7 separate regions of the Homo sapiens genome follow, and regions 2, 3, 4, 5, 6 and 7 are each linked to region 1. The links are chromatin loops, found by intact Hi-C in ENCODE. Cell type or tissue: IMR-90. All regions are shown on one strand. Region 1 overlaps GPR107 (G protein-coupled receptor 107). Region 2 holds the start of NCS1 (neuronal calcium sensor 1). Region 3 overlaps PRDM12 (PR/SET domain 12). Region 4 overlaps FNBP1 (formin binding protein 1). Region 5 overlaps NCS1 (neuronal calcium sensor 1). Region 6 overlaps HMCN2 (hemicentin 2). Region 7 holds the start of ASS1 (argininosuccinate synthase 1).

The links. Peaks named below come from ENCODE experiments on the same cell type or tissue, not always from the same donor. Only the 100,000 strongest peaks of a DNase experiment are listed, where the experiment ranks them.
Region 2: a loop joins it to region 1, with 6 times the contacts of the local background. A loop is called at or near these places in 18 of 110 quality-filtered maps.
Region 3: a loop joins it to region 1, with 15 times the contacts of the local background. A loop is called at or near these places in 15 of 110 quality-filtered maps.
Region 4: a loop joins it to region 1, with 3 times the contacts of the local background. A loop is called at or near these places in 74 of 110 quality-filtered maps.
Region 5: a loop joins it to region 1, with 15 times the contacts of the local background. A loop is called at or near these places in 107 of 110 quality-filtered maps.
Region 6: it touches region 1 in a loop (17-fold over the local background); 75 of 110 quality-filtered maps call a loop at or near these places.
Region 7: it touches region 1 in a loop (12-fold over the local background); 5 of 110 quality-filtered maps call a loop at or near these places.

The regions. Positions count from the first base shown.
Region 1 is chr9:130,105,776-130,109,775 of GRCh38, forward strand. GPR107 (G protein-coupled receptor 107) reads left to right here. Exons shown (of 18, transcript NM_020960.5): 14 at 1,721-1,764. Among named protein-coding and RNA genes, the nearest start is that of GPRACR, 36 kb to the right of the region's middle. In IMR-90, CTCF peaks have their summits at 224 and 1,521 (motif pointing right); DNase peaks (open chromatin) are centred at 1,556 and 1,876; H3K27ac peaks cover 187 bases.
Region 2 is chr9:130,171,070-130,175,069 of GRCh38, forward strand. NCS1 (neuronal calcium sensor 1) reads left to right here and starts at 1,335. Exons shown (of 8, transcript NM_014286.4): 1 at 1,335-1,658. The coding sequence starts at 1,595. RefSeq lists enhancers at 449-1,237, 2,699-3,609 and a silencer at 1,312-1,401. In IMR-90, a CTCF peak has its summit at 1,988 (motif pointing right); a DNase peak (open chromatin) is centred at 1,302; H3K4me3 peaks cover 2,159 bases; H3K27ac peaks cover 1,785 bases.
Region 3 is chr9:130,681,115-130,685,114 of GRCh38, forward strand. PRDM12 (PR/SET domain 12) reads left to right here. Exons shown (of 5, transcript NM_021619.3): 5 at 134-1,869. The coding sequence ends at 555. Among named protein-coding and RNA genes, the nearest start is that of EXOSC2, 11 kb to the right of the region's middle. RefSeq lists silencers at 79-178, 659-898 and enhancers at 328-1,003, 1,049-1,218. In IMR-90, CTCF peaks have their summits at 1,605 (motif pointing left) and 3,115; DNase peaks (open chromatin) are centred at 227 and 1,567; H3K4me3 peaks cover 974 bases.
Region 4 is chr9:129,883,874-129,887,873 of GRCh38, forward strand. It overlaps FNBP1 (formin binding protein 1), which reads right to left. Exons shown (of 17, transcript NM_015033.3): 17 at 3,314-4,000. Among named protein-coding and RNA genes, the nearest start is that of MIR6855, 16 kb to the left of the region's middle. RefSeq lists enhancers at 537-831, 823-1,132, 931-1,612, 1,663-1,712 and a silencer at 1,903-2,152. In IMR-90, a CTCF peak has its summit at 1,976; DNase peaks (open chromatin) are centred at 678, 2,068, 3,688 and 3,998; H3K27ac peaks cover 524 bases.
Region 5 is chr9:130,234,503-130,238,502 of GRCh38, forward strand. It overlaps NCS1 (neuronal calcium sensor 1), which reads left to right. Exons shown (of 8, transcript NM_014286.4): 8 at 1-2,801. Among named protein-coding and RNA genes, the nearest start is that of MIR12126, 4.9 kb to the right of the region's middle. RefSeq lists an enhancer at 2,450-3,009. In IMR-90, a CTCF peak has its summit at 1,834 (motif pointing left); a DNase peak (open chromatin) is centred at 159.
Region 6 is chr9:130,341,808-130,345,807 of GRCh38, forward strand. HMCN2 (hemicentin 2) reads left to right here. Exons shown (of 98, transcript NM_001291815.2): 25 at 543-629. Among named protein-coding and RNA genes, the nearest start is that of HMCN2, 78 kb to the left of the region's middle. In IMR-90, a CTCF peak has its summit at 1,779 (motif pointing left); no DNase peak of the experiment used is centred here; H3K27me3 peaks cover 221 bases.
Region 7 is chr9:130,444,224-130,448,223 of GRCh38, forward strand. ASS1 (argininosuccinate synthase 1) reads left to right here and starts at 738. Exons shown (of 15, transcript NM_054012.4): 1 at 738-772. RefSeq lists a silencer at 541-660 and enhancers at 1,541-2,208, 2,878-3,545. In IMR-90, no CTCF peak of the experiment used is centred here; a DNase peak (open chromatin) is centred at 2,418; H3K4me3 peaks cover 815 bases; H3K27ac peaks cover 1,942 bases; H3K27me3 peaks cover 140 bases.

The DNA of each region.
Region 1 (4,000 bases):
GCTCCCACCTCAGCCTCCTGGGTAGCTGGGACCACAGGCACACACTACCATACCCAGCCAATTTTTTGTAGACAGGGTTTTGCCATGTTGCCCAGGCTGGTCTCAAACTCCTGGGTTCAAGTGATCTTCCCACCTCAGCCTCCCAAAGTGCTGGGATTATAGGCATGAGCCACCGCACCCAGTGGAATATGAATGACTCTTCCTCCTCACTGCAGCCTCCTGCCGTCCTGCACAGGAATTAGTCACTCGGGTATCTAACATAGGATGTCCAGCATTGTTTCCAGATCGAAAAGAGCACCTCATTAGGGAACAGAGGTTCACACCCTACTTTTACACATGCCACTATCAGAATAGTCAAATATAAGGAACCCCAACAAGCTGTCGAGGTGTAAGCAGCCATTTCCTGCCCCTTGTTAATTACAACACTAATGAGCAGATTCCAAATGGCAAAATTCCTTAAGGTAAATATCCTAAAAATTACTGTAAAATGAAAAAAGTCAGTAAGTACTGGAGAGGTGATTCAAGATTAATAATATTTTTAGGCTGGGCGCGGTGGTTCACGCCTGTAATCCCAGCACTTTGGGAGGCTGAGGTGGGCGGATCACGAGGTCAAGAGATCGAGACCATCCTGGCCAACATGGCAAAACCCCATCTTAACTAAAAATATAAAAATTAGCTGGGCGTGGTAGCATGTGCCTGTAGTCCCAGCTACTCGGGAGGCTGAGGCAGGAGAATTGCTTGAACCCAGGAGGCGGAGGTTGCAGTGAGCCAAGATCATGCCACTGCACTCCAGCCTGGCGACAGAACAAGACTCTGTCTCAAAATAAATAAATAAATAAATAAATAATAATAATAATAATAATACTTGTAAATATCCCGATTCAGCCAGCATTGCTTCAGGGCCAGCAGTGTACTGGTTAGCTTTCGTGTGGTGTTCCATTCAGTTCTCAAGCAGATAGCCCCTCTCACAGGTGGGCAAATTACGGAGGATTTAGGAAGAGTAATTGATTTGCTGACAAGAGTGAGTGACAGTGTCAGACCACAGCCGCCTTCCCTCACACAGCCTGTCTGCCTGTGCCCTGTTCAGCCCTCAGGGAAGTCTCTCTGTTGGTGGCTTTTCATGGTGCCTCCACCTCTCACCTGCGGCTCCTGTAATAATGTTAATGTTCCTCTGCCTGAAATGTAATGATGGTCATTAGGTACCAGCACATCACAGCCCCAGACAGTGTCCCTGGAGGCTGGCATTTTTCAGCAGTGTTAAAAATCTCCACTCGATAAGTTTGCATGGTGCTGTATGTTCACAGCTCTTAGACCTAGACTCTAGAAGTCAGCTGGTGACTTTCTTCTAGGGTTTATTCTCTCCTGGTGGCAGGTGAGCCCAGTGATGCTCCATTGTCATGGGAGTGTTGGGTAGGGGGTGGTTGTGGGAGTGAGAGATTAACAGGAGCATTAAATGATGGAGTTTTGTTTTCTCCTCACGCTCTGGTCCCTGCTAGACTTATTGCCACAGATTTGGCCAGCAGAGGGCGACTTTACCTCAGACGTGTTGATATCAACCATTTCCCCCCCTCTACCCGTTTTAGGGAGAGTGCTCTAAAGTGATGTAGTCCAACCTTTCAGCATGTAATTGAGAAATTCAGCCTCAAGTTACTAGAGCTGGAAATAGAGAGGAGTGCAGATTTGTCAGCTAACTTTTTGTTCTCTAAATGTTTATTTTTAGGTCAATCAGACATTTACAAGAAGCATCAGCAACAGATGGAAAAGGCAAGTTCTCTCGTGCTCATTTTGTGTTGCTCAGCTTGCTCTGAACCCACGTGCTGCGGCACTGCGGAGGAGTGGAGGCAGCCTATGGTGTCAAGATGCTGTCTTCCTGGGAGGAGAGCTAGGGGAGGCCTGGGGCCCACTTCGTGAGAGCAGCCAGGGGTAGTTTGGAGAAGGAGGTGTTGAGTCAGTTGTATAAGGAGGAGGTTGGGGGTGACTGCTGCTTATTAAGATGATTCATTTCATTTCCACTCGTGGTTGTGATTTTCACCTTCTCAAAACTGAGTCAGCAAGAGAAAATCTTGTCTTAGAAGGGCCAGATAACACTTCGCTGTGAGAACAGGAGGGATAATGGATTGGAGATGGCTATGTGTAAAGCAGCCCTGCCTGCTGATTTAACACACTTTCAAAATAGATGTGTCAGTATTCATTTAAAGCAAGACTCTGATGACAGAAGGAACCTTGAAAACTACCTGATATTGAAATGGTTGTGCCCTTTATAGCCCTTTTGCATCTCCTTGACTTTCCAGTCATGCCTCCTAAATCAGAAGAAAAGCTGCAAAGAAAATGTTTTGTGTGGTTCTGGGCTTATTTGAATAATGTTCATGACCACAGGCTGCCATAGCACAAGTGAGAATTTCAGACCACAAGGGTTTAAGGAGCAGTGCTCTCTTCTCTCAAAGCTCAGAACGGTCTCTGGATCCATGGTATCGTACACCCAGTGTGGATATTAACATTCTTTAATGCAGGTTATGAATAATAAATAAAACAGGTTTTTGTTAATAAAGTTTTGTTGCTGACTCTATTTCTGATTATAAAGCCAATGTAGATTCATTTTAGAAAATTCGGAAAATGCATAGTAGCTGTAAATCTTCTTTCACAAACCTGGTATATAACTAATAACGCATTATTTCTTTAAGTTAAATTAAACATGACTTTGAGGCTTCACGCCAGGGTCAGCCCTAGGTTGTTATTTAGAGCACAGTATTCTGGAGGATCTCGCCAGTTTGGGCCTGGAACAGATAGTATGGCATTCCTGCTGTCCAGGTTCACGTAACTCTTGCTCCTAGGCAGCCTGTGTGCAAGTCATACCCAGGCTTGGAGCCTTGGTCAGTGGTCAGAGGCCAGCCTCCCAAGGCCCACTCAGCTTCTGCGACCTGCACCAGCTTTTGTTTTCTTTCTAGTCCTGGGAATAGCCCTTCTCCCGTTTTCTCATTTTTTTCCCCTCAAAGATACCAGGTTCCCTTCTTTTCCCTCTGGAGTGTCCTCTTGTGATAGGTTCTTTTCAGTGGCTTTAAGCAGGTTCTTTTCAGTGGCTTTAAGCAGGAGTCACAGAGCTTTTGCTTCTAGCCGGGCTACATAGCCTTTCTTGGAGCCCAGTAAAGCACCCTGCCATCATTAGAAAAACCCAAGGTAGGAAGTACAAATCCACCTCTAGGAATAATTGGGGATATTCTTTTTTTTTTTTTTTTTTTTTTTTGAGACGGAGTTTTGCTCTTTTTGCCCAGGCTAGAGTGCAATGGCATGATCTCGGCTTACTGCAACCTCCACCTCCTGGGTTCAAGCAATTCTTCTGCCTCAGCCTCCCAAGTAGCTGGGATTACAGGCGCCTGCCAGCACGCCTGGCTAATTTGGGGATATTCTTCTTTTTTAAGACAGAGCTTTGCTCTGTCACCCAAGCTAGAATGCAGTGGCACGATCTCTGCTCTCTGTAGCCTCTGCCTTCTGGGTTCAAGCGATTCTCCTTCCTCAGCCTCCCAAGTAGCTGGGATTACAGGTGCCTGCTACCACGCTCAGCTAATTTTTGTGTTTTTAGTACAGATGAGGTTTCACCACCTTGGCCAGGCTGGTCTCGAACTCCTGACCTCAAGTGATCTGCCTGCCTCGGCCTCCCAAAGTGCTGGGATTACAGATGTGAACCACCACGCCCAGCCTCTTTGGGGATATTCTTGTCCTTATTTTTCTTTTATCGTGTTATATAAGAAGGTAGTTTTATTATATTTGTAACTTGGTGAACAGGTAGTCTTTTTCTTTCTTTTTTTTTTTTTTTGGAGACGAAGTCTCGCACTGTCTGCCAGGCTGGAGTGCAGTGATGCGATCTCAGCTCACTGCTACCTCTGCCTCCCAGCTTCAAGCGATTCTCCTGCCTCAGCCTCCCAAATAGCTGGGATTACAGGCACCCACCACCACACCCAGCTAATGTTTTGTATTTTTAGTAGAGACAGGGTTCCACTATGTT
Region 2 (4,000 bases), 65 kb after region 1:
GAGGCAGGAGAGATATTTGGGAGCTGGAAGGCACTCGGCCCTGCTCAGGGTTCCTCTGAGCTTTCTGGACCCTCCGAGGTTAGAACACTGTGGAAAGAAGGGAGAAAGAGACCCCACTCCTGCCTCATCCCTGCTAGCCCCGGGGAGGGCTGCCTCATCCTCCCCGCTCTCTCCCCTACCCCAGGGCCCCAGCACCGGGTGTCATTCTTTCCTCCGTCCTTCGCTCATTCACAGAGATTTGCTGGGTAACACCTCAGGCGGCCTTCTGGGTTATGGAGATGCCTCTGCCCTCTGGGAGGGTGTTCTCCCATGGAAGAGACAAACAGGATGCAGAAAACATAGGTGACGTTTGTGATGGATGTGAAGGAGAGAAACTAAAGCCGAAAAGGATAGGAGAGTTCTCAAGATATGATGATATGTTGGATGAGGTGGACCGGGAAGGCCATGCTGGACCTACCACCTGAACCACACCCCCCTACGCGAATCCACTGGCCTCTGTCCATTCAGGTGGAGCCTGTCACCCCAGCCTCGGCTCAGAGAAACAGCTCTGAGCAGCTCTGACCTGTCACTCCAGCAGCTCTGACCCATCACTCTCTGCTGAAGTCCTTTCATGGGCGCTGGTGGGCAGGGGCCCAGCTCCTCGGCGAGGGGCCTCTCCTGGCCTGCCCCGTGGGCCCTGCCCTTCTCCCAGGTCCCCTGTGCCTGCAGCCGTGCGCAAGCCCGCAAGCCGGGGAACTCTCCCTCGGGCATGCAGGCCTCCCCGCCTCTCCAGGTTGCCTGGGCCAGAACGCTTCTCCATCCACCTCCCTTCCTGACCCTGGGTTTGGAGGTCTCCTGCCCCCAGGCCGAGAGTAGGTGCTCCCACCGCTACCTGCCGCATCCCGCACAGCCCCCTGCCCGCCCTGCGAGGGCTGGGGCACTCCTGTCCCGTGGGCCGCCGTGTCCCCGGCACCCCATGAATCCGTGTCGAATGAATGAATGTCTCCGGGCCGGGACCTGGCCTCATTCACATCCGATCTTCCGGGCCCTCCCCGCCGCGGCGGGGGCCGGAGCGCCAGGGCTGGATTCGGGGAGGGGGTGGCGGGGGTGGCTGCCCCGCCCTGGGGCCGCGTTGAGCCGAGGGGACGCCCCTCCGGCTGGCTGGCGAGGCCGGGGTCCAGCTGGCGGAGGCCGCGGCCAGGCGGGTGCGGGGCGGGAGGTGGCGCCGGGCGCTGAGTGGCGGCTCCGGGTCCACCCCTGGCGCGCGGGTGCGGGCGGGAGGGGGGAGGCGGGAGGCGGGGAGCGCAGGGGCGGCGGCAGGCGGGAGGCAGCAGCGAGCATGTGCCGCGGAGCCCAGTAACCAGGGACGACCGCGGCCACACCGCGCCGGCGCCGGCGCCCAGCCCAGGCAGCCCCGCGCCGCGGCGCCCGGACCGCCCGGGCCTGCCCAGCGGCCGCCCCACGCCCCGGGCGCCCCGGCGCCGACAGCCGCGCAGCGCAGCGCGGGCGCCGCAGACAAAGGCGCGGCCCCGGCCCGGCCCGCCCGGCCCAGCCGCTCCTGCTGGGCGCCCCAACCGGGTCCGGCCCGGGGGGGCGGGGGCCGCGGCCGCCGAGGATGGGGAAATCCAACAGCAAGTTGAAGCCCGAAGTTGTGGAGGAGCTGACCAGGAAGACCTACTGTGAGTGCTCCCAGCCCCCAGCCCGCGCCCCGCGGTCACCCCCACACCCACCGCCCCCGCCCCCGCCCCCCGGACCCGCGCGCTACCCGCTCCGCGCTGCCGCCTCCGCTCCGTCCTCCCCGCCCGGCCTCCAATGTGGACCCCTCGGAGGTTCCCGGGCCGCGCCCCTGCCCCCCGCCCGGCCCCATTGTTCTGGCACCCCCAGCCCGGGGAGTGCGCGCCGGTCGGCGTGCGCGGCGCCACCCCTAGGTCCGGAGGGGCAGCCCCAGCCCCCTGGCGGCCCCCTCTCCGCAGAGCTGTCCCAACGGGCAGGGGCTGTTGCCAGGGTGGGGCGGTGGTCCCGGGAGGGGGCGCCCGGCTGCGCGGAGCCGACTGGCACGAGCGCGCGGGGCTGGTGATTCATGCATCACGATGCCGCCGCCGCCGCTGCTGCGAGATTGGCCTGTCGCCCCCTCCCTGGCCCCGTTCGTGTGGGGGGGGGGGTGGCGAGACTTGGCACAGCGCTCGTCGTGCGGTGACGGCGGTGAAGGGTCCCCGGCACCCTGTGGGTTGCAGCACTTACAGGCTGGATTCTCCCTGGCCCCATCTCTGTCTGCCACACCGGGAAGTGGGTTTCTACAGCCCGGGTCATCTGGGCCGCGTGTGATCATTAGCTGTCGCGGGCTGCCCGGAGGAGGATGGCCTGTCCTTTCTGGGCGTCTCCAGATCAGCCTCAGTGTGTCTCCCTCCACTTGCCTAACTTCACAACTCTGCAGTCCCCTTGCAGTCCTAGTTTCTCCATACCAGGCTTCCCCCTTCCCTGCAGCCTCTCCGGAGGTGCCCTGGCATACCAGGGGTTAATGGTAATGGGTCCAGACCACCCAGGGGATTGCCAGAGGGAAGGCTTCAGCATCGGGGTCTGGAAGGACCTCTGCCTGGGTGTTTGACTTGGAAGGGGACAGTGGTTCTGGGCTTGGGTTGGAATTCAGAACCCATCCCCGGGCAGCTGCGTGGGCCCAGGCCCTCTGCACCACCCCTGGAGGCAGCAGCTTGACCGCCAGCCCCATGTGTTGATGGAGGCTGGGGAGGCAGCTCCTGGTGGTGCATTGCACAACCTCTGCTCCCCGCTTCCCCCCACTCCATCGGCCTTCTGGGCACGTCTGCAGGTCTGTCCAAGCCCACGCTTCAGCTCCATGCCCCTCACCCCTCATGCTTGGAACAAAGGGGGCTTTCCTGAGCGGGTGCTAGTCTGCTGCGAGGTGCTGGCCCTTCTCCTGTGGAATCCTGCAGCATGGAGCTCACATCCCAAGAGCTGCTACCTGGAAGGGGTGAAGCCCCTGGGCACAGGGGCTGTTCTCACCCTCTCTCCAAGGTGGGCAGGTGGGTGGCCCATTCCAGTCTGGCTGCTGTTTTGTGAGATTCGCTGGGGACTCCTTCAAGCTAAGTCCAGATGTGGCCCACAGCCGCCAGCAGGTGGACTTCCTGGGTCCCTGTGCCGGGGGAGGGTGAGGACACCGTGGGCTCCATCAGGAGTGGTGGGCATGGGCTGCACGGGATGCCTCCATCATGGTGGGACAGGGGAGTGAAGCCAGGTTTCCTGCTCATCGAGCATGTCACGTGCCAAGCTCTTGGCATCATTAGCACCTCGACTCTGCCACAACTGCTCTACCAGGCTGGGTGCTGCTACGATCTCCATTTACAGATGGGGAAACTAAGGCTCAGAGGGGCAAAGTGGCATTCCCATGATCCCACAGCTAGTGACCAGGCAGTGCCAGGACTTGAACTCCGGTCTGTCCTGCTCCAAGGCTAGTGAGAGACTTCAGAGCTCGTGCCAAGAGCTCTTCTGGGCCAGGCACAGTGGCTCACGCCTGTAATCCCAGCACTTTGGGAGGCCGAGGCGGGTGGACCAGCCTGACCAACGTGGAGAAACCCCCATCTCTACTAAAAATACAAAATTAGCTGGGCATGGTGGCACATGCCTGTAATCCCAGCTACTCGGGAGGCTGAGGCAGGAGAATCGCTTGAACCTGGGAGGCGGAGGTTGCGGTGAGGTGAGATTGCTCCAAGAGGGAAACTCTGTCTCCAAAAAAAAAAAAAAAAAGCTCTGCTGGGTGTCTTTTTCTGGCTTTTGCTAGAAGCCCATGATGGTGGATTCTAAATGGGAAGGGCCTGGGGTGATAGTCCTGTCCGGCCCCCTCCTCCGGGCAGATCTGTCAACTTTAAGAGAAGTTGAGTCAACAAAGCTTTGTTAGGAACTGGCCCTTGTGGTGCTGGGCTGGGCTATTTTTAAAGGCCTTTGGAGACGTGGAACAGTTTTGGGCAGAGAGAGAGTTGGCCTGGGTACTTTTCCTCTGTCGAAGCCC
Region 3 (4,000 bases), 580 kb after region 1:
ACCCACCCTCAAGGACGGACCGGCCCCGGGCTGGGGGCGCTGAGGGCCCGGGCTGCGGGGCGCCGGTTCTAACGGGGCTGCTCTCTCCCCTTCTCCGTCTCCCTTCCCCCGCCCCGCCCCGCCCCGCGGCCAGAGGACTTCCACCCGGCGGACTCGGCGGCTGGCCCCGCGGGCCGCATGCGATGCGTCATCTGCCACCGCGGCTTCAACTCGCGCAGCAACCTGCGCTCGCACATGCGCATCCACACGCTGGACAAGCCCTTCGTGTGCCGCTTCTGCAACCGCCGCTTCAGCCAGTCGTCCACGCTGCGCAACCACGTGCGCCTGCACACGGGCGAGCGCCCCTACAAGTGCCAGGTGTGCCAGAGCGCCTACTCGCAGCTGGCCGGCCTGCGCGCCCACCAGAAGAGCGCGCGGCACCGGCCGCCCAGCACCGCGCTGCAGGCACACTCGCCCGCGCTGCCCGCCCCGCACGCGCACGCGCCCGCGCTCGCCGCCGCCGCCGCCGCCGCCGCCGCCGCCGCCGCGCACCACCTGCCGGCCATGGTGCTGTGAGCGCGCCCGCGCCCCCGCCGGGCCCCGCGCGCTCCTGGGTCCCCGGCACCCCGGCCCCGCAGCGCGACTCGCCCTCCAGCCCCAACCCCCGGCCCGGCGCCGCCGCGGAGCCCCGCGCGCTGGGGTTGCGCCCCGGAGGCGGATCTCAGGCACCCCCGCCTTGGCCCGTGTCGCAGATGAGGACACTGAGGGCGGCGTCCCTCACCCAGGCCACGCAGCTGGTGCGGCTGTTCGGCCGCCTCCTCTGGGAGGGGGTCCCCCTGCCTGGCCTCGCCCCCGAGTCTCCCTGCTGCTGTAGAGCCGGGCGCCCAGGCCGGCATCCCCCTCGTGGGTGGCAGGAGAGCGGACTTAGAGCCCCCGAGGGCCCCTCAGCAGAGGAAGGGGAGTCCCCTCCTCCGCCACCGAGAGTCCTGTGCTTCGGAATGAAGGGAGGGCGACCTCCTTGTCCGGGTGTGGTCGGGCGCGGGGGTTGTGGGGGCGCCATCTCCTCTTCCGGCCCCTGGGACTGGTGTCCTGAAGTGTCGGGAGTCCTTACGCAACCTTGACATGTGCGGGCTACTGGGGTCCATCGGCAGCGGGAAGAGACCCGGAGAGATGCATCTTCTGGGCCCTTCTCTCCTTTAGGCCAGCTTACCCCCAAACCTGGCTCCTGGGGACGGATGAGGAAGGAGCTCTTTGCAGTGCACCAGGCACGTTGAGAGTGGAGGCACAATGGAAATCCTCTGTGGGACCCCGAGCAAGACCCTGCACCTCTTTGGGCCTCAGTTTCCCCATCTGTAAAATGAAGGAGTTGGACCAATGCCCCCTCCCCTTCAGCTGTGACATCGTGCCTGGGAAGGCGAAATATACCCCCAGCCCCTTCCAACACACACACTCCAGCGAGAGGAGGGCAAGACTGGAACCGCTGCCCGAGAGGTTAAGGTGGCTTCTGTGGCCACGAAGCGCTTCCGAGCTGTGCCCAGTCCCGGGAATTCCGCCCAGTCTGCCCACACTTCCCTCGGTCCCTGCCCGTTTCCTCAAATTCGGGCCGTGCGCGCCCTCTGGTGTCGCCTCTCACACTTTGCAGTCATTTACCAGGATTCCCGTAGGGCGTTTTGTAAAATAAACTATAATATTAATGAAAAGTATAAAATGTATAGAGTTTTCAAGAAACTGCGTTCTACTTCCAGAAGATGGTCACTTTAACCTTGTAAATATTTATCTAAAATGATATTTACAAAACTGTAATATATTATTATTTGATTGTATATGTACAACTGTAAATACATTTGTACCTCTCTTGTATTCTAAAATAAAAATTACTTGGAACATTTATCATTTAGCATCTGAATGGGTGGACACTTTTATCTGTAGGAAGGAAATATAGAAAGTGTCTAGAAGCTGGAAAGGGGCGGGTAAGCGTTGTTCCACTTACTGGTGTGTACAGGAAAATTCTCTCTGTCACAACTGGGATGTCAGAGCTCAGTGAGATGGGCCACAGTGCAAAGCAACCGGAAATCTTGAAAGGGGCCAGGCAGATTTCTCCCGGTTTCCAGCTGGCTCAAACATCAGTGCCTTATTTTGTAACTTCTCCCAAATATTTACTTTTTTTTTTTTTTTTCATTTTAATGGCCAACTCAAAGGAGTTCAAGCAGCCAGTGGGAATGGGCCAAAATGGCCACCAAGTGCCCTCCCAATGCCTAGACTCTCCAAATGTTCTGGGCACCCATTTCCAGACCCTCTTGAAGAAGACCAGGGAGCAGGAAGACCTCTAGTTAAAGCCAGAGGGCTTCATGGTTCCTATAGGGCCAGTCTCACCTCTCCTCTCCAGGAAGGAGGTGCGTGCAGGGGAGTGTGAGTTCACACCTGTGCTCCAGCATACACCAGCCATGAGGGTGTCATCGTCCAACCCACTGGGTGTGTGGTTTCCTGGCATCCCGCAGATACAACTCTGCATCTTCATCCAGCACACGTGTGCACACATGTGCACCTGCAGACACTTGGGAATTTACACTTGGACACACAGCCCAGCCCCACTTGGAACTTCAGGGGTGTACTCCTAAAGACCCCCTTACTTTGAGTGATTTGTCTTGGACCCTGGAAATGGAGGCACAGGCAGGGTTGGACACCTGATGAGTTCACTTGCAGGCCCCATCTGGGGTTCACTCCCTCAGGCCAGTGGGGGAAGTCACCTTTGGTTCTCCTCCCACTGGAACCTCGCTTCTCCTTTGACACCCCACCATTAGGCTCCCAATGCCTCCGGTGGCCCCTGCATTCCCCCCTCCCATGCAGCCCCCATCCAGGCCTCTTGTTCCCTTGACCAAAGCCTATCTGTCCTGAGTCCCCCTCCCTTGGATGCCAAGGGGTGAAAAGGCAGGTGCTTTTCCTGCCCACATGTTGAGACTCCCAGGAAATAATTCTGGCTTCCTGAAGTAGAGCCTCCCAGAGTCAGAACTCAGAGAGGTCAGTGAGGCCCTTGAACAAAAATCGAAATTGTTTTCTGTGGGTCATTCTGTCCTGTGAAGTCTCAGCTAACAGATCCAAGGATCCCCATCCCAGGCTCCAGAACCCACCTGGTGGTAGCTGGCTGTAACTGCAGACCAAGGTGCCTCTGGTCTGCCCACAGATCTGTTTCCACAGAAGTGTGCTGCCAGGGCCTGGGATACCAGGGTGAAAGGATGTGACTTGTGATTTGCACGCTGGAGGGAGGCATGATGCTGAAAAGCCTAACCTCTTACTTTGCTTGCATTTCCAGCAGAGGCCTAAGGCCCCTTTCCTGAGATTGCAGCCCCCCTAATCAAAGACATGCAAACACAGCCATGGCAGTTTCTGTGGGCCAGCCCTGGGCTTGGGGCTTTATTTTTATTTTTATTTTTGAGATGGAGCTTCACTTTTGTTGCACAGGCTGGAGTGCAATGGCTCACTGCAGTCTCTGCCTCCAGGTTCAAGCGATTCTCCTGCCTCAGCCTCCCAAGTAGCTGGGATTACAAGCACCCGCCAGCACGCCCAGCTAATTTTTTGTATTTTTAGTAGAGATGGGGTTTCACCATGTTGGCCAGGCTTGTCTTGAACTCCTGACCTCAGGTGATCCACCCACCTTGGCCTCCCAAAGTGCTGGGATTACAGGCATGAGTCCAGCCGGTCTTAGGGCTTTAAACATATGTATTCCAGAAATCCTCCTCACAAACCCACAAGTGGATACTACCCCCCAATCTTTTCCCCCAATGCTCTTTTAATCAATGTCCATGTGAAGTACAACAAAACAGAGGCATAGAGAGAGTAAATAATTTGCCACATCACTCATTCAGTGAGTGGCAGAGTGGGGTTCCCTTCAAGTGTCTGACCCCAGAAGCCACGCCTGTGACTATTAGGCCACATCACCTCCTGGTCAGCCCGCAGATTCAGTCCAAAGGGCTTTCTGCATCTCCCATGGGGATGCAGTGTAGTCCAGCACTGTATATTGACC
Region 4 (4,000 bases), 220 kb before region 1:
TAGGCTCAAGTGATCCTTCTGCCTCAGCCTCCCAAAGTGCTGGGATTACAGGCGTGAGCCACCACGCCTGGCCGCTTGCTGACATGTTTTTGCTTTGGGGCAGTCTCATAGGAGCTTTAGGTCTCACAGCACAAACCCCTCGGAGTCAGCCCAGGCCCATGCCATGTGCAGACTTTGGCAGTTTCCCAATCTTGGTATAAAGGTAAACGATTCTCTTCCCAGGGGTTCGGGCCGGCCTAGTGCTGTTAGAGGCTGTATTCTAGGAAAGCCTATGACGGTTTGGGAAACTGGGCCATGCTGAGTGCCTGTAGACAGCGTTCCCGGAAGAGGAAAAAGCAACCTTTGTCTTTATGTGGGAATCTCTAAGCAATATTTTTGGCTTTGTTTACATTTGAAGGTTAGATATGTGTCAATCCACGTGATTGACATTGAACATGGAAAATGAGAATGAAAGTTTTGTCTGGAAGATTTATTTAGGAGGTTTGGAGACAGTTCTTGCACTACAGAAAGGTGGGCTGGAAATAGGTACCAATTTGCCTTAAAACGTTTCTTTTAAAATACCTGGCTTTTAAGGAGTTCAGACTGAGATGCCAAGATCTGAAGTCTGTGCTTGATTACTGAGCAGGGACAGGAAGTGCTCGGTGACTGGGGAGGCGGGGCTCAGGCCTCGCTCCCCACGGTGCCCCACGGTGGCTCCTCCTCCGCGCTAAGCCAGGGCGTGGCTTCAGCAGCGCTTCTTAGAGGAGCCGGAAAGGCGCCCCTGCACCGTGGGGGAGGCTGCAGGAGACCTGCCGCCTGCCTGTGGTTCTGTCGGCCATGGCGCTGCTCACAAACCTGCATCCGAATACATTTGCAAGGCGCAGCCACCCAAAAAGTGTAGTTCCTACCTTTGTTCTGTTTTAAATTCAGTGCAAACATAAATTATCCTGAGGGTCTTAATGCTACCTAATTTTGAGCCCCAGAGAGCCTTGGGGGAAGTGAGCAGAGGTTTCGGAATCACAGCCCCCTCTGGCTCGTCCCTTCTGCAACTTCACCTACACAGAGAGACACCTGCTACCTGGACGGAGCAAGGGTGAGCTGGGCGCAGAAGAAACACACGCCTTTGGGGAAAGCTAGGAGCAGTAGACAGCCTAGGCAATGTATGTTCTGGAAGGGTGTCCCAGGGTTTCTCAGGGTGCAGCCTCCATTCCTTCCTTCGATTTGACCCGGGACCAGCCTAGATGAGGGGGCCTGTGGAGAGCTGGAACTGGAAACAGGTTCTCAAGGGCAGGGCTCGGCACAGCGTGGCAGCCAGGGGCTGTGCGGACTGAAGGGATGCGGCCCTGTCCTAGGCTGAGACGTCCGTCCAGCAGGTGCCGCAGGGAGGAAGGGAGCCTTCCCCATCCCCGACGGGGACAGTGGGTCCGTGTTTCCTCCCACAGCTTTCGGCCCCTTAGCTCTGAGGACAAGGATAGGGTCCTTCCTCTGCTTCTTCTGTACCTTTTGTGGTCCGGAGATGTCCCCGGCGGAGGTCACTATACCATCTGGAGGTCTAACGGGAGGCAGGAGTGCTCAAGTCAAGGCCGAATGGGCACTCAGTGGGACCCTGGAGAAGCAGCTGACACACCAAGGGGCTGCCACGTGCCTGCTGGCAGCCTTCACACGCTCATCCCGGGTCTCAGAGGGCGCTGGCAACACAGATCCCTGCCTCCCCTATCGGGAAAGCGTTTTAGGACCAGGGAAAAGGAGGCCTCCCCCAGGCGAGTGCGCAGAGCCAGGGAACCCGTCTGGATGGTGGCTCTTTCCCACCATCCTTCTCTGGCAGCAGCAGTTCAAAGTGGAGCTTCCAGGCTGTCCCATACATTTCACGATTTCTGAGTCTTTCGCTTCAATTTAAAAAAAGCTGGGGGCACGACCGAATCCTGCCTCTGTCCACCGCCATCTCGTTCCTCATCGCAGGGGGCCCTTCTTGCTCCCTCCACTGCTGCGCTCTGCCGTCTGCTCCCGCCAGGGGTCCCCACCACCTCTGCGGACGGAGGAGCCGCCTCCCAGGCCCGGGCGTGCCCAGGGCGGGTGGAGGGCGTGGGGCGGGCCGGTATTTCCTGACCCGCTGGAGGAGCCGGCCCCACAGGCTTGTGGCCTCCCCGGAGCCGGTGAGTCAGGAACTTCCTACTTCAAGAGGCTTCCCCAGTGCAGCAGAAAACAAACTAGTCGCCCCCAATGCTCCCGACCTCTGTGATGTCCACACCCGCGGAAATGGGGGCCCCAAACCAGCAGGCTCTGTTCTAGGCTTCTCAGCGCTGGTGCGGCTCTTGGAGAAGGCTCGGCAGGGGCGGGTGGGGCATGGGGGGGTTCACAGGTGGAGACAGCCCGTCTCCGCCCCACAGACGGCTGGGCGCAGTCCCGAAATATTCTTCCCAAGTGGACTTTTTTGCTGACAACCTAGAGGAGAGGGTTTCGGGTAGGATAACAGTAGATCCACCTTGTTCCCTTGTGCCACACTGTGTCACACTGGGAACCAGCAATTCTCAATGGTGCCTTGAAGCCAACTGCACGCACTTGTGGTTAGAGGTTACCAATGGCCCCATATTGGTGCCCTCACCTCCTGCCCTCCGCAAGTGAGGATGCTTGGCATCAGCAGAGCTGCCAGGTCTGCACTTGGTGTAGCTGCGAATATGTCATTTCCTGGACAACTGTTTTCCTAAAACAGTGCTAAAAAAAAAAAAAAAAAAACCCTTGGGACACAGAGAAGTGTGGGCACAAACCAATCCTATCTTCCCCCAAAAGGCCAGGGTGAAATTTTCAAAGCTGGCTGTGGAAACGGGGCCTCCCACTGCACATGTCCAGCCAGTGCCAGGCACAAGGCTGCTGCCCTTTCGAGTTGTCCACGTGAAACAGCTCCGCACTGCCTGCAGCTTCACAGAAACTAGTGATTCCAGCCACGCCACCAGGAGTACCGGCTTGAGCACTGGTGATACCAGATAAATAATGAAACTCAGGTGTGCCCTCATTTCACCACCTCCTCCTGCCCCAGCCCCAAGCAATGAGGTCCCCAAAGAGCTAGAGCAGCAACCAGTTGAATGTGCATGCAAAAAATACTCCTGGCCATAAGCAGCCTCTCGCAATCCTCGCACTACATCAGCCCGAATTCCACGTCACCACGGTCTGAGAGCCTCCCCCTCCACCGTGGATGGGGGTGGAACTGAGAGCTATCTAGGTCTCCAGCTCCTCCCAGGGGCCAGCTCCCCAGCCCAGGGGGCTTCCAATGACACCAGGCTGCTTCCACAACTAGGGTCATATCTTCATGCAACAAAACAGTCCCGTGACACGGAGCCACAAGTTATATTTTATTTTAACACGAGATTAACATATAGTTACAAGGTCAATACAAGCCTCCAGTGGAAGCTCTTTATTTGGTTTAATTCCATCTCCAGAGACAAACAGGCAACTCTAGGACCTTTACAGTGGCGATCGGCCTCACACAGCAAAATGCCTCCAAAGTTTAGAATTAGTGCAACACACATACGAACATTTTAAAGGTGCTCAACATCAGGTTAAAATAGAATTCTGGACCTTTTTAAAAAGTTTTTGGATGATATAAGCACAGGAGGCAGAGCCAATAAGAAACATGAAACCAATATTTCTGGAAAAACACTTAGCATGAACGTCACTTTTTGACGTCGTGTAAACTTTCTTCTGCAATGACGGATGTTACCAAAAGGCATCGAGACCTTTGCGCTGCGCTGGTTAGACAAGCCGCAGGCTTATCTCCACGGTGAGCAGGATAAAAACCCCCAAGGAACAGCCCATGACAACCTTCTGTGCCTTTTTATACTTTCCCATCCTACAAAGGAAAAACTGGGTAAAGGACAAGTTCCTCCCTTTCACTGCGTTTCTAAGAACTTTTCAGGGCAGGTTCTTTTAAAATTAGTCATCTTACAACACAACAGTATTCTAGCACGGTGGCGAAGTGACAGGCGGCAGATACGGGGGAGGAAGGAGACGTTCACGGGAAATTCCA
Region 5 (4,000 bases), 130 kb after region 1:
AGTTGCCCCATCTGCAGAGCGAGGAGGCCCGGGCTGGTTGGTCTTGAAGGCCCTTTTCCATGCCGACATCATGTCACTCTAGGCCTGGGGTTCAGTTTCCTGTGGCTGGTGATGCTGTGGTTAAGTTTGCTTGACCCCAGCAGCCCGAGGGACTGTCTGAGTCACAGCACAGCCCCTATTGCGTGGCTGCTGGTGTGTGGGGTCAGTTCCAGCAGATGAATGTGTCATGTGGCACACCTTGTCCCTTCCCGCAGCATTTCCTGGTTCCCCCCAGACCCTTGAGCGCTCTTTGGGACCCAGAAGGAGTCCTTGCACAGGGAAGGCTTGAGGTGAGAAGCCGCTTCCCAGACTGTCAGGGCCAGGCCTGGGTCTAGAATTCTTGCTGCTGCTTTGCAGAGTCAACAGCCCATCAGCCCATGTTTTAGAGGGGACACTTTGGTCCTCGGTTCCCACCCTCAGCAAGCAGGCCTCCAGCCCGAGGAAGGCCTCTGCCGTAGTGACGTTGCCGTGTGGGGCTGCGTGGCTGTTCCCCTTGGCTGGAGCATTCAGCCAACCCCAGCGTCCCCCCTGAGGCGTTCATTGGCAGCCCCCTAGGACTGCACGCTGGCCCCACGGTAACCCCCCCTCCCCCACCAACATCCTGCAGGGATGGGGTCAGTGGTTCCACCTTCACAGGCCACTTTGAAGGGTGGATTCTTTGAGGCCCCTGCCAGTCGGCTCCCTGCTCAGCTGCTGGCCCGGGCGACCTGGGACTCAGCACCAACGGCTGAAGTTTCTCAGCTGGGCTCTGACCTGGGGTCTGGGGCAGGGAACGAACATGGTGGCTTTGGGCTGAGAGGATGAGGGAGGTCTTTCCCAGGTCAAATTACTTTCCTTTGGCCTCTGCCTGAGGCTCGATTTGCCTCTCTGGTCCAATGGGACTGACACTGTTGTACAACCTGACCTGTGGCTGAGGGTGTCTGGGCTTAAGCATGTGGACCCCTTCGGTGTGTCCGGCCTTCCTCCATCGTCCTGCCCTTTGGCCTTTTGGTTTGAAGCCACAGGTGTGGCTTCTGGCCTTAGCAGATGGTATGCTTGCGGACCGCAGCCCAGCATGCCGGTGGGCCCACAGCCCGAGCCAGCCCAGAGCTGCCGGAAGGGCCGCCCTTCCCGGCCCTGGCGGGGTGCTGGACACTGGCCATTTTCACTAGAGTTTGCCTGGCAGGGACCGATCTCTGCCCCCTCCTCTCCCCAGGCCTCTGGCTGCAGTGATGCCGCAGAATCCTGAGCCAGGTGCCTCCTGAGCAGCCCGTGCGCCTCTCCACAGCGGCGTTTGCCACCCAATGCGGCTCGCTTCAGATGCTCTGATGCAGAGGGCACGCCCATAGTCCCTCTGCAGAGCCTCGCACTGGGGCCAGGGCAGGCACCAGCCCCAGGCGGCCAGTCGGCCACGGCCTGTCCTCTTCCTCGTAGCGTCTGCTCCTCACTTTGTGTTGATGGTGACTTAGGAGAATGTTCCGATTTTCCATGATCTAAGCAGGCCACGTTTAAAATAACATCAAGGCAAGCGTACGTGTCACCCTCTGTACTGACATCTCTTCCCCTGAAATGCTTTTCAGTTTGACAGCCCGTTTCCTAGACAAGTGCACCTGGGGTTTCAGGAACTTTGTGTTTTTTCGGAGGGGGTTGGTGGGGAGGTCGGGATGCCTGGGATCCCTTCCTGGAGAGGCAGGCTGTCTCTGGAAAAAGCCTCCATTGCCCACCCGCCAGGCGGAAAGTCACCCTGTTCCCAGCGCGGTTTCAGCATTTAATTTTAAGGGAGCTAAGGAAGCGCGGCGCGCCCCCTGGTGGTGGTAAGCCGCCAACGCACCTGGGGGCTGCAACCCCACCGGACGGGTGGTCCGGAGGGAGGCTGGAGCGGGGAGGCGAGGAGGGGGCTGTGAGTCCTCAGAGGCCCTGGGCCACCACATTTCTGGCAGCGTTTCCCAGACACCCCTCTGCTAGGCCATCCCTGGATAGCAAGTGAATTAACTTAAGGGCACTGTGATGGGAAGCCTTGCCCCCCTCTTTTTTTTTTTTTTTTAATATCTGCGGAATAAACCCAATGGTTAATTTTTGAATGAATAAAAGGCTTTTGTTGAATAAACAGCTGGTCCCATCTTCTGTCTTGGCATCTTAGCATCCAGGCTCAGGCTCTGCCCCTTCTCCAGGATGGGGTAGCCCCGAGTCGCCCTCCCCAGTCTGCACATTCCCTGTTGTCCCTGTTCCTGCAGTGGCTCCCGGCCCCAGGGAGGCCCACCTCACTCCCAGCCTGACTCGGTGGCTGGCTTCCTTCAGGACTTTGCGCAAGTCAGTTCTGCTCATTGGGTCTCAATTTCCCCATCCCTTGGATGGGAGCAAGAGTCTCTGCTGGGCCTGCCTCGCAGGGGCCTGGTGAGACCCAAATGTGAGTGTCATCATCAAAGCCCCTCACAGAAGTGGAGGACGGTGCCCAAGAGTAGCGGTTTGGACTGCTGCTGCCTCCCACCCGGAGCCTGCCACTTGGGGGAGAAATTGGTATAATGCTTGCAAAAACAAACAAACAAAAGGCAATGTCTTCTGGTTGTGGTTATTTCCTTTCCTGCTTGCCTCCCCAGCCCCCTTTGAGTCTCTTTTTGGGGTGCCGTCCTGTCTGAACCTGCCGGTGTGTGTCTCTGGGGCCAGGGTCAGGGCGAGGCCCAGGGGTGGACAGGGGCCGTGTAGCATGCCCCAGCCTCCCCAAGCTCCTGCTGTATGTCGTCCATGTCACGCCAATTAAACACGCTTCCTGGACTTGTCCTCGCCTCCCTGTGTGGGCCTGTTGCTTTGTCTGTTTACATTCTTCTCCGTTTCGTTTTAGGTTTCTTCCCTTTGTGACACCCTTTCTCTGGCTTTGGGTGTTGTCTTCCCAGTTTCCTGAAGAGAAAGAATGTGTAGGCCGGGTGCAGTGGCTCATGCCTATAATCCCAGCACTTTGGGAGGCCGAGTTGGGCGGATCACCTGAGGTCTGGAGTTCGAGACCAGCCTGGCCAACATGGTGAAACCCCGTCTCTACTAAAATACAAAAATTAGCTGGGTGTGGTGGCAGGCGCCTGTAATCCCACCTACATGGGAGCCTGAGGCAGGAGAATCACTTGAACCCGGGAGGCGGCGATTGGAGTGAGCTGAGACCACACCATGGCACTCCAGCCTGGGTGACAAGAGCGAGACTCCATCTCAAAAAAAAAAAAAAAAAAAAGAGAGAGAAAGAATGTGCAAAGTGAGAACCTTGAGTATACTTTTAAACCAGAAAAATCTGCAGGAGTGTTTCTGCGAGGCCTAGAGTTGAGTGGTGTGAGGCCCCGCCCACTGCCTCACCCACGACATCCCCTGACCTGCCTGTTTCATCTGGAGAGGGCGGCTGCTGCTTTAAAAATGTCTGAAAACCATTGGCCTAGATCAGTGGCTCTCAAAGTCAAGTGTGTCTCAGAATCACCTGGATTGGAGGCTGCTTCAAACCCAGCTTGCCAGCCCAGCCGCCGAGTTTCTGATTAGGAGGGTCTGGGCAGGGGCCTGGGAATCTGAGTTCCTAACAAGTTCCTGGGCTGCGCTGCTGCTGCGGGTCTGTGAATCACACTTTGAGGACCCCTGGGAGGTGTGTGCGCTGCAGCATGTCCGGTTGGGTCCCTACCTCCATTGGCTCAGGGATTCAGGCAAATGATTCATTCACCTCATCTGACTTTTGCACCTGTGATGGGCCAGGCGCAGGGGGCCTAGAGATTGGTTGCTGACCACATGGAGGGTTGCGTCGGGAGGGAAGGTGGGGAGATGAGTAGCTCTTGTGCAAGCTCCCAGCAGGCACCCCGAGAGGTGGCAGTCTGTGTGGCTGCCCTCCCCCGAGTCACCCTTGGCCTGGAGCCTGGGATAGAGGAGAGCCCTCCTCTTCCCCCTCTGGTCAAGTAACCCCGTGTTTGCTCAGTATGCATGGGCCCTGCCATGTTGGGGAGAGGGGGATCAGAGGAGG
Region 6 (4,000 bases), 240 kb after region 1:
GAGAGTGTGTGAAGCACCTGGCGCATAGAAAGTTCTGGATCAGTGGTGCTAGCAGTTTCACTATTAGGAATTTAAAACAAGCTTGGGGCTGAGTGCAGTGGCTCATGCCTGTAATCCCAGCAATTTGGGAGGCCGAGGTGGGTGGATCGCTTGAGCCCAGGAGTTCGAGACCAGTCTGGCCAACATAGTGAAACCCCATCTCTTAAAATAAATAAATAAATAAATAAATAAATAAATAAATAAATAAATAAATAAAAGCTTGGAAAGCCACTGCTGAGAGGGACCACTCATGGCCCCTTGTGTCTGAGGGTACAGCTCAGCCTCCCCAGCATGTGGGGCTCGGCCCTGGTGGCTGCACCATGGGGCCTCCCTGCAGGGTGAGCCAGTACCCCTGGCCCTGACTGGACTTGCCAGGAGGCTAGGGGCTGGGATTCTAGAAGGGGACACCCTCCCCATTGGCCCTGGGTTCCTTGGAGGCAGGGGTTGAGGGGTGCCAGGCTTTGGGCCCGAGGTAGGAGTGTGGCCATGTTGCCTCCCTACAGAGCCACCACACTGGGGGGCTGATGAGACCAGCGGCCTGCTGGAGCGAGTGGCCGGAGAGAATGCCAGCCTGCCGTGCCCTGCCAGAGGTGAAGCTGCGTCTGGGGAGGGACTGGGGAGGTGGGGTGGGCTGGCTTGGGAGGCGTCCCCACTCATGTTCCAGTGCCCTGGGTTGCACGTGGCAGGCCCACGGGGCACATGCTCCTTGTCAGCAGCATGCCAGGTGGTTCATCCCATTGTCAACCCTGCAGGATGGTGTTATTGCCCCTTTTGATTAGGGGCAATCCAGGCCCAAGGGGGTTAAGTGACTTGCCTGAAGTCACACAGCCAGGATGTGACTCAGAATGTGGACAAGTGTGACCCCTGCCCTGCCCCCCTGTGCCCATCAGCATCTGGGGGTGTGATCGCCAGGGCTGAGGCAGCCCGGGGTCCTTGTGGGTTGGGGCTTCGTGGTCAGCCCGCCTCTCCCCATGCCCCTGACTTTCCCACAGAGGATGGATTCAGTGGTTCTGGCCAAAGCAGCTTTTCTGGGCTTGTCTTTGGGGCAGGAGCACGGTGTGGGGCCGATAGCCACCATGGGTCAGCTGCCCAGCGCCGAACCCTGCCCTGGCCCTTCCTGGTTTTGTAACTCAGGACAGTTTCTATCTCCTTTCGAGCATCAGTTTCCCTGTCTGTACAGCGGGGTTGTACCAGCCCCTCTGCATGGAGCTGCTGTGGGAACTCAGTGGGACCCCACGCGTGCACAGGGCTGGCATCTTAGGAGGGCTCAGGAAATGTGGTGGATGCCTGGCTTCTGCCTTTTTGTGAACCCCACGGCCCCACCCAGAAGATCCCTCCTCAGCCCCCGCCACTGCCTCAGTTGCTTCTTTCGGCGTTGGGCTCCTGCATGGCTGGGAGCACCGCCTCCCCTCTGTGGGGCTGAGGTTCTCTGGAGGGTGCTGTCTGGTGTCTGGTAGCAAGTGGCAGGTCACCAAAGCCTGACAGGAGCCTGGGGGGCGTCTCTAGTCTTGGTTGTTGCTCTGTGAGCCACAGGACGCCCTGGAAGGCCCCAGAAAAGGACTCAGGGAGAGGCAGGTAGAAGCAGGGATGGCACCCACCTAGGCAAGGGGAGGACCTGGGTGGGAGCTCTGGGAGCCCCTCTGGATCCCCAGGTGCAGAGCTGCCGACCTGCCCACCTGGCCCCCCGACCCTCCCCGACCCAGGTCCCCGGCCCTTGACTATGGCGCCACCTTGCGTTGGATTCTGCTAACAGCAAGCAGCCGTTCTGCGCTTTTGGGAGGTGGGAGACAGTGGAAGGTGGGACCCACCCAGCCCCTGACTGCCACACACAGCCCTGGTCAGTCAGGGACCAGTCCTGAGCCTGTCAGCCTCACCCAAATCCCCTCTGATAGCACTGCCTCTCCCCACCAGGCCTGCCGCCTGGGCTGCCCCGGCCTCCTTCCTGGTCAGGAGGGCCTTGTTTCACAGCCCTGTGGCCTTGGGCTCGGAGCGCTCTGAGGGCTACAGGGTTGGGACTGAGCCCAGCACCCTCATGGGGACTCCCTGGGCCCTGCAGTGACACCATCTGCCTCTTCCTCGTGGGGTGGGGTGGGGCGTGAAGGCCCAGAGCCTGGACACCCACTTGGTGGTGTGTGTGGTGTGTGGGACTCTGCACAGTGGGGAGGGGGCGGCGTGAGGGACCCTGGGCAGCAGCTGGTGCCCGGGGATCTCCTTGTCCTCCTTGTCACAGAGCTTCAGGGCCGTCCTGCACTAGAGCACTTTAGGCTGAGATTGTGGTAAACAAGGTTCCACAGCAGAAACCATCACCCCTCCCGACCTGCAGCTCGGAAGGCCTGGCCCCCGGCGTGGCGGGAAGTACAGGGGCTCTCAGGGGAAAGCTGAGGAAGATGAGAGGGGGGTGTGCATGTGTGTGAGTGTGCGAATGTGTAGTGTGTGTATGTGGTGTATGTGTCATGTGTGGGATGTGTGTGCATGTATGTGTTCTGTGTGTATGTGATGTGTGTATGTAGTATGTGGTGTGTGTGTGTGGTGTTTGGCATGTATGTTGTATAGTGTTTGGTGTGTGCATGTATGTGTTCTGTGTGTGTGTGGTCTATATATATGGTGTTTGGTGTATGTTGTGTGTGTGGTGTGCATGGTGTTTGTGTGTGGTGTATGTATGTGGTGTGTGTGGTGTGTAGTGTGTGGTGTGTATGTGGTATGTGGTGTTTGGTATGTGGGGTGTGTATGTAGTGTTTGTATGTTGTGTGTATGTGTATGGTGTTGTGTGTAGTGTGTGATGTGTGTATGGTGTTTGGTGTATATGTTTGTGTGTGGTGTGTGTATGTTGTTTGATGTGTATGTAGTGTGTGTGTATGATGTGTAGTGTGTGGTGCGTATGTGTGAATGTGTGGTGTGTGTGTGTGTATGGTGTTTTGTGTGCATGGTGTTTGTGTGTATGGTGTGTAGCATGTGATGTGTATGTGGTATGTGGTGTTTGGTGTGTGTGGTGTGTGTAGTGTTTGGTATATATGTTGTGTGTGTGGTGTGTGTATGGTGTTTGGTGTATGTGGTGTGTGTGTGTGTGTGTGGTGTTTGGCATGTATGTTGTGTGTGTGGTTTGGTGTGTGTAGTGTGTAGTGTTTGGTGTATATGTTGTATGTGTTGTGTATGTGGTGTGTATAGTTTTGGTGTGTGTGTGGTGTGTGCATGGTGTTTGGTGTGTATGTTGTGTGTGTGGTGTGTGTAGTGTGTAGTGCATGGTGTGTATGTGGTGTGTGGTATGTATTGTGTGTGGTGTGTGGTGTGTGCACAGTGTTTGGTGTGTATATTGTGTGTGGTGTGTGTATGGTGGTGTGTGTAGTGTGGTTTGTGGTATGTATTGTGTGTGGTGTGTGGTGTGTAGTGTGTATGTTGTGTGTGGTATGTGTATGGTGTGTGGTGTGTGTAGTGTATGGTGTGTACGTGGTGTGTGGTGTGTGTGTTGTTTGATATGTATGCTGTGTGTGTGTATGTTTGTGGTGTGTGGTGTGTATGTGGTATGTGTGGTATGTGTAGTGTGTGGTGTGTGTGTGCTGTGTGTGTATGTTGGTGTGTGGTGTGTGTAGTATGTGGTGTGTATGTGGTGTGTGGTGTGTATAGGGTGTGGTGTGTGTGTTGTTTGGTATGTATGTCATGTGTGGTATGTGTATGGTGTTTGGTGTGTATAGTATGTGGTGTGTGTAGTGCTTGGTGTGTATGTTTGTGTGTGGTATGTGTGTATGGTGTTTCGTGTGTGTAGTGTGGTGTGTGGTGTGTGTATCGTGTTGTGTGTGTGTGGTGTGTATCCCCACAGTGGGGAGTGGGGGTAGCAGCCCCTGGCGGTGGGACATTCTGGCCTGCATTCTGGGCAGAGGATTCCAGAGGAAAACGGGCACAGGGGGATTCAGTAAGTTGCCCAAGGACACCCAGAGCGTGGGTGGACATGGAGCAGGGCCCTGGG
Region 7 (4,000 bases), 340 kb after region 1:
TGAACCTCAACCTTCCCTCCTGTCTAGTGGGTTCGCAGCCAGACAGTCTTTTACTCACTGCTTACTGGGTGCCCTCTGGAGTCTGGGCAGGTGCCAGGCTCTGAGAAGACAGGCCAGCAATCAGCCCTGGCCTAAGGGATGAAAGCCGGGCCTTCCCGCGCCGGCTCACCTCGGTTTTCTCATCCTTACTCGGCTACCAGAGGCTATGGTTGGGGAGGGAGGGGGCTCTGGGGGCTGCAGAAGGCCCAGGCTGCCGGCACCGGATAGAAGTGAGCACGAAGCTCCCTGCGCCAGTGGAACTTTTATCCCGGCTCCCACCGCGAAGCGTTTAAATTGCTTCCCCAGGGCCAGGAGGCAAGTCTCTCGAAGGACGGCTGCGGCCACCCTCCGCCCCTGAGTTACATGGGTCGCAGCCACTGCCGCCCTCCTTGGCGCCTCCAGCCCGCGGGCCAGGGCCAGGAACCGCGAGCCGCCTGCGCCCCCGCCGGCGCGCCCCTGGGAGGGTGAGCCGGCGCCGGGCCCAGGCCCGGACCTGGTGGGAGGCGGGGGGAGGTGGGGACGAGGCCTGGGGAGGCGGGCCCCGCCCATCTGCAGGTGGCTGTGAACGCTGAGCGGCTCCAGGCGGGGGCCGGGCCCGGGGGCGGGGTCTGTGGCGCGCGTCCCCGCCACGTGTCCCCGGTCACCGGCCCTGCCCCCGGGCCCTGTGCTTATAACCTGGGATGGGCACCCCTGCCAGTCCTGCTCTGCCGCCTGCCACCGCTGCCCGAGCCCGGTAAGGAGCCCTCGGCCCCTCTCGCTGCCCACTCCCTAGCCGAGAGCACCCGCTTCCCGGGCCCAGAGGAGGAGGCGTAGAAGACGCCCGCCCCGGGGCCCGCGGAGGCAGAGGGCGGACCCCGATCGCCACTCGCCGGGGACTGGGACCGAGGCAGGAGGGAAGGGGCTCCCGATGCTCAAACGCCTGGCACCGGATTCCAGGTTTCTGGAGCGTGGGGGACGCGGCGGGGGCGCGAGTCCCCGGGGGCGCGAGTCCCCGGGTCCGAAGAGCGGCTCGGGTTATTTGTTCCCTGCGCAGCCGGGTCCTTTCTGGACTCCTTGTCGGATCCGGCTTCCTCTGTGTCGTGAAGCCCCCACATGGAGACCTGGGGAGTCCGGAGCGTGTGGGGGGGCTCCCGATTCTCTCTCCCTCTCTCGGACTCGCCGTCTGTCTCCACCTCTATTTCTCTGCGTAAAACCAGGAGTCCAGCCCCTCTGGGGCTTGGACGTATCGCTTTCCCCGCAGCCTCAGTTTACCCTGGACAGATGGGCATGGTGGCCCTGGCTCCCTTCCCTGCAGGGGGCGGCAGCCACCTGGCCCTCCCCGGTGGGGCTGGCGGCCTCGCGGCGGGGTTTCCTGCTGGCCTGGGCTGGGCTCTGTGGGAGGGGCAGTGCCAGGAATATTTTCTATTCGGGCTGCTGTTGCCTTTGGCCCCTGGGCGGCTGCGCCCTCCAGGGAGGCAGGGTCATTGTGAAAGAGAGGAAACTCCTCTCCCAGGCGGCCAGGGCTGTTCCTGAGGAGGGCTGGCCTGGCCTCAGTATTCTTCTCTGAGAAGTGGAGAGTCCACTCCCGAGCAGCCGAGTCAGGCTGCAGGTCTCAGGGCAGGAACAGACCTGTTCTCTCCCCAGGGGTAGATCAAGACCTAGGGGACTTGGGCTTTGATCCTCCCGCTCCCAGCAAGCACAAACCCAGTGATGGGGAGAGCTGGTGAGGCCTTGGCTCAGCCTCCAGATTCCCAAGCTTCCTTTTCATTTTCTTTTCTTTCTAAAAATTTATCAGAGATGTGGACTCGTCATGTTGCCCAGGCTGGCCTCGAGCTCCTGGGCTCAAGCGACCCTCCTCCCTCGGGCCTCCTAAACTGCTAGGATTACAGGCTCGAGCCACCCAAAGTGCCTGGCCCCCAAGCTTCAGTCTGTTAGAGCTGGCTGGGGCTGAGGGCTCAGGAAACATTTGCAGATACTGTGCGGCTGCTAAGGGCTCTGTAGACTGTTGGGTGCTGGGCCTGGGTCCAATTGCACAATAACTGTGCCTGGGGTTAGGTTCTGATGAGAGGGAGGGAGAAGCAGCCACACGGACTGGGAAGCTTGGCTAGGAGCAGGAACTGGAGGAGTCTCCATTCCAAACTCCCTCTCCCTCCCAGACCCCTTAGGCCCAAGGCCTAGGGCGGGGAAGTTTGGGGGTGGGGGCGGGACCCTGTCCTGGCGGGGCCATCTGTGCACCATGCTGAGAAGTAATTCTGGTTCTGCTCTGTGGGGGTGGATCAAGTGAATGAATAGTGACTCCTGCCTGCTGAGCGCCTGGCCGGTGCGGGGGCAGACACGTCGTGAGAGGGAAGGGGAGGCCCCACTCTCAGCACAGTCTCCATTCCTGAGTGCTTGGGAAGCAGGCCCAGGGCCGCAGGAGCCTTGGGGTGGAGCCAGGCCCAAAACAGCCTGCTGCACAAGCGCTTCCCCCTCCCAACCCGGGCCCATCTCATCTTTGGCCTGCTGGGAGGCCAGCCAGGTCAACCAGATGCCTCATCTGAGCACTGACTACACAGTCCCTGAAGTCAGTGGCTTGCCTGTGGGCACCAGGCACCCATGTGGAAAGAGGTAACTTCGCTGGAATTCAGAGTCTAAGGCTCTGATTTCTGATGTAGCTTTGGGCAAAGTTGATCTTCCAGGGCGTGGCTCCCTCCCCAGACTTGGGGTCGACCAGGCACCCATAGGCACTTTGATATGAGTGGAACGAATGAATGAATGTGCCCTTCGTCCATCACCAAAGACAAACCGAGCTCAGCTGAGTTAGAATGTCAGCGAGGGGTTGCAGGGGAATCTTCCACGGGGCAGTAGGCCTGAGCTATAGCACACAGGCTCTCCAGAGAAATAGTGGGCAGGTTGGCCATGACTCACTGGGGGGCTGGTTTTCTGGAAGGTGTGTAGAGTGAAGGGGAGATCTGAGGTCTCCTAGGAGCCAGGGAGTGGAAGGCCTAGTGCAGGGAAGAGCAAGTGGCCTGCAGTCAGGCTGGGTTTGAAGCCGCTAGCTTGTGACCTCGGCTGGCCGCTTAGCCTCTGCCTCCTCCTTTGTAAATAGGTGGTAATGGCAGTCTCCACCTTGAGAGGATGCACCTGTGACTGTGAACATAGTAGCCGCTCTTGTTGTCATTCCAGCTCTGACGTTTTCAAGTAGCACGAGTTTTCCTTAGTGTCAAGTGAGCGCCCAGGCTGGCCTGTTTGCTGGAAGCTGGACAGATGGCTGTGGCTGGGGCCACAGAGAATGCCATCCCAATGAAAGCCAGGTGGCTCTGGTACCTTGACGCGAGGCCACCTTCCCTCCTCCCAGGTGTCTCTTCCGGGGAAGGAGGGCTGGAGGGCAGTGGGCATTTGCCAGGGAGCTGGAGAAACCTGCCGTGGCCCTTTCTGGGGGATGTGGTGGGGGTGGAGCTGGGACTAGGGGAGGCTGAATTCAGCCAGGATCTGCCTGCCAGGCGCAGCTCCCAGGAAGAAAGCCCAATGTCTGGGAGGGTCAGAACCCAGAGGGCTGTCAGGTTGTACAGATGAGGAAATTGAGGCTTAGCAAGCCAGGAACTTGGCTGAGGTCAGCCATAGCAGCGGTGCACAGAGCTTAGTGGGCACATACATGCTTGGTGCCCAGCTCTGGGCTCCTTCCCCCAGCATCTCACCCAATCCTTACAGTCGCCCTGTGGGGAGCAGGCTGTTTGCACCCCTATTTTGCAGCTGAGCAGTTATGCTAGAGAGCTGAAGCCACTCAAACCCATGTCTGGTGGACTTGACCTCTGTCCTGTGCCTGGAGTGAGCGCTCACTGGATTGCAGCTGTGGTTCCTTCTCTCCCTGTCACTTCCTCCCCCGACATCAAACCCTCAGTTTCATTTAGTTTTTGCCTCGGGCTGCAAATGCAGCTTAGGGACCTGCGGAGGCTGAGGGAGGGGGGTGCCCCACCCGCTGCTGGGAGGGCAGGAGCAACGC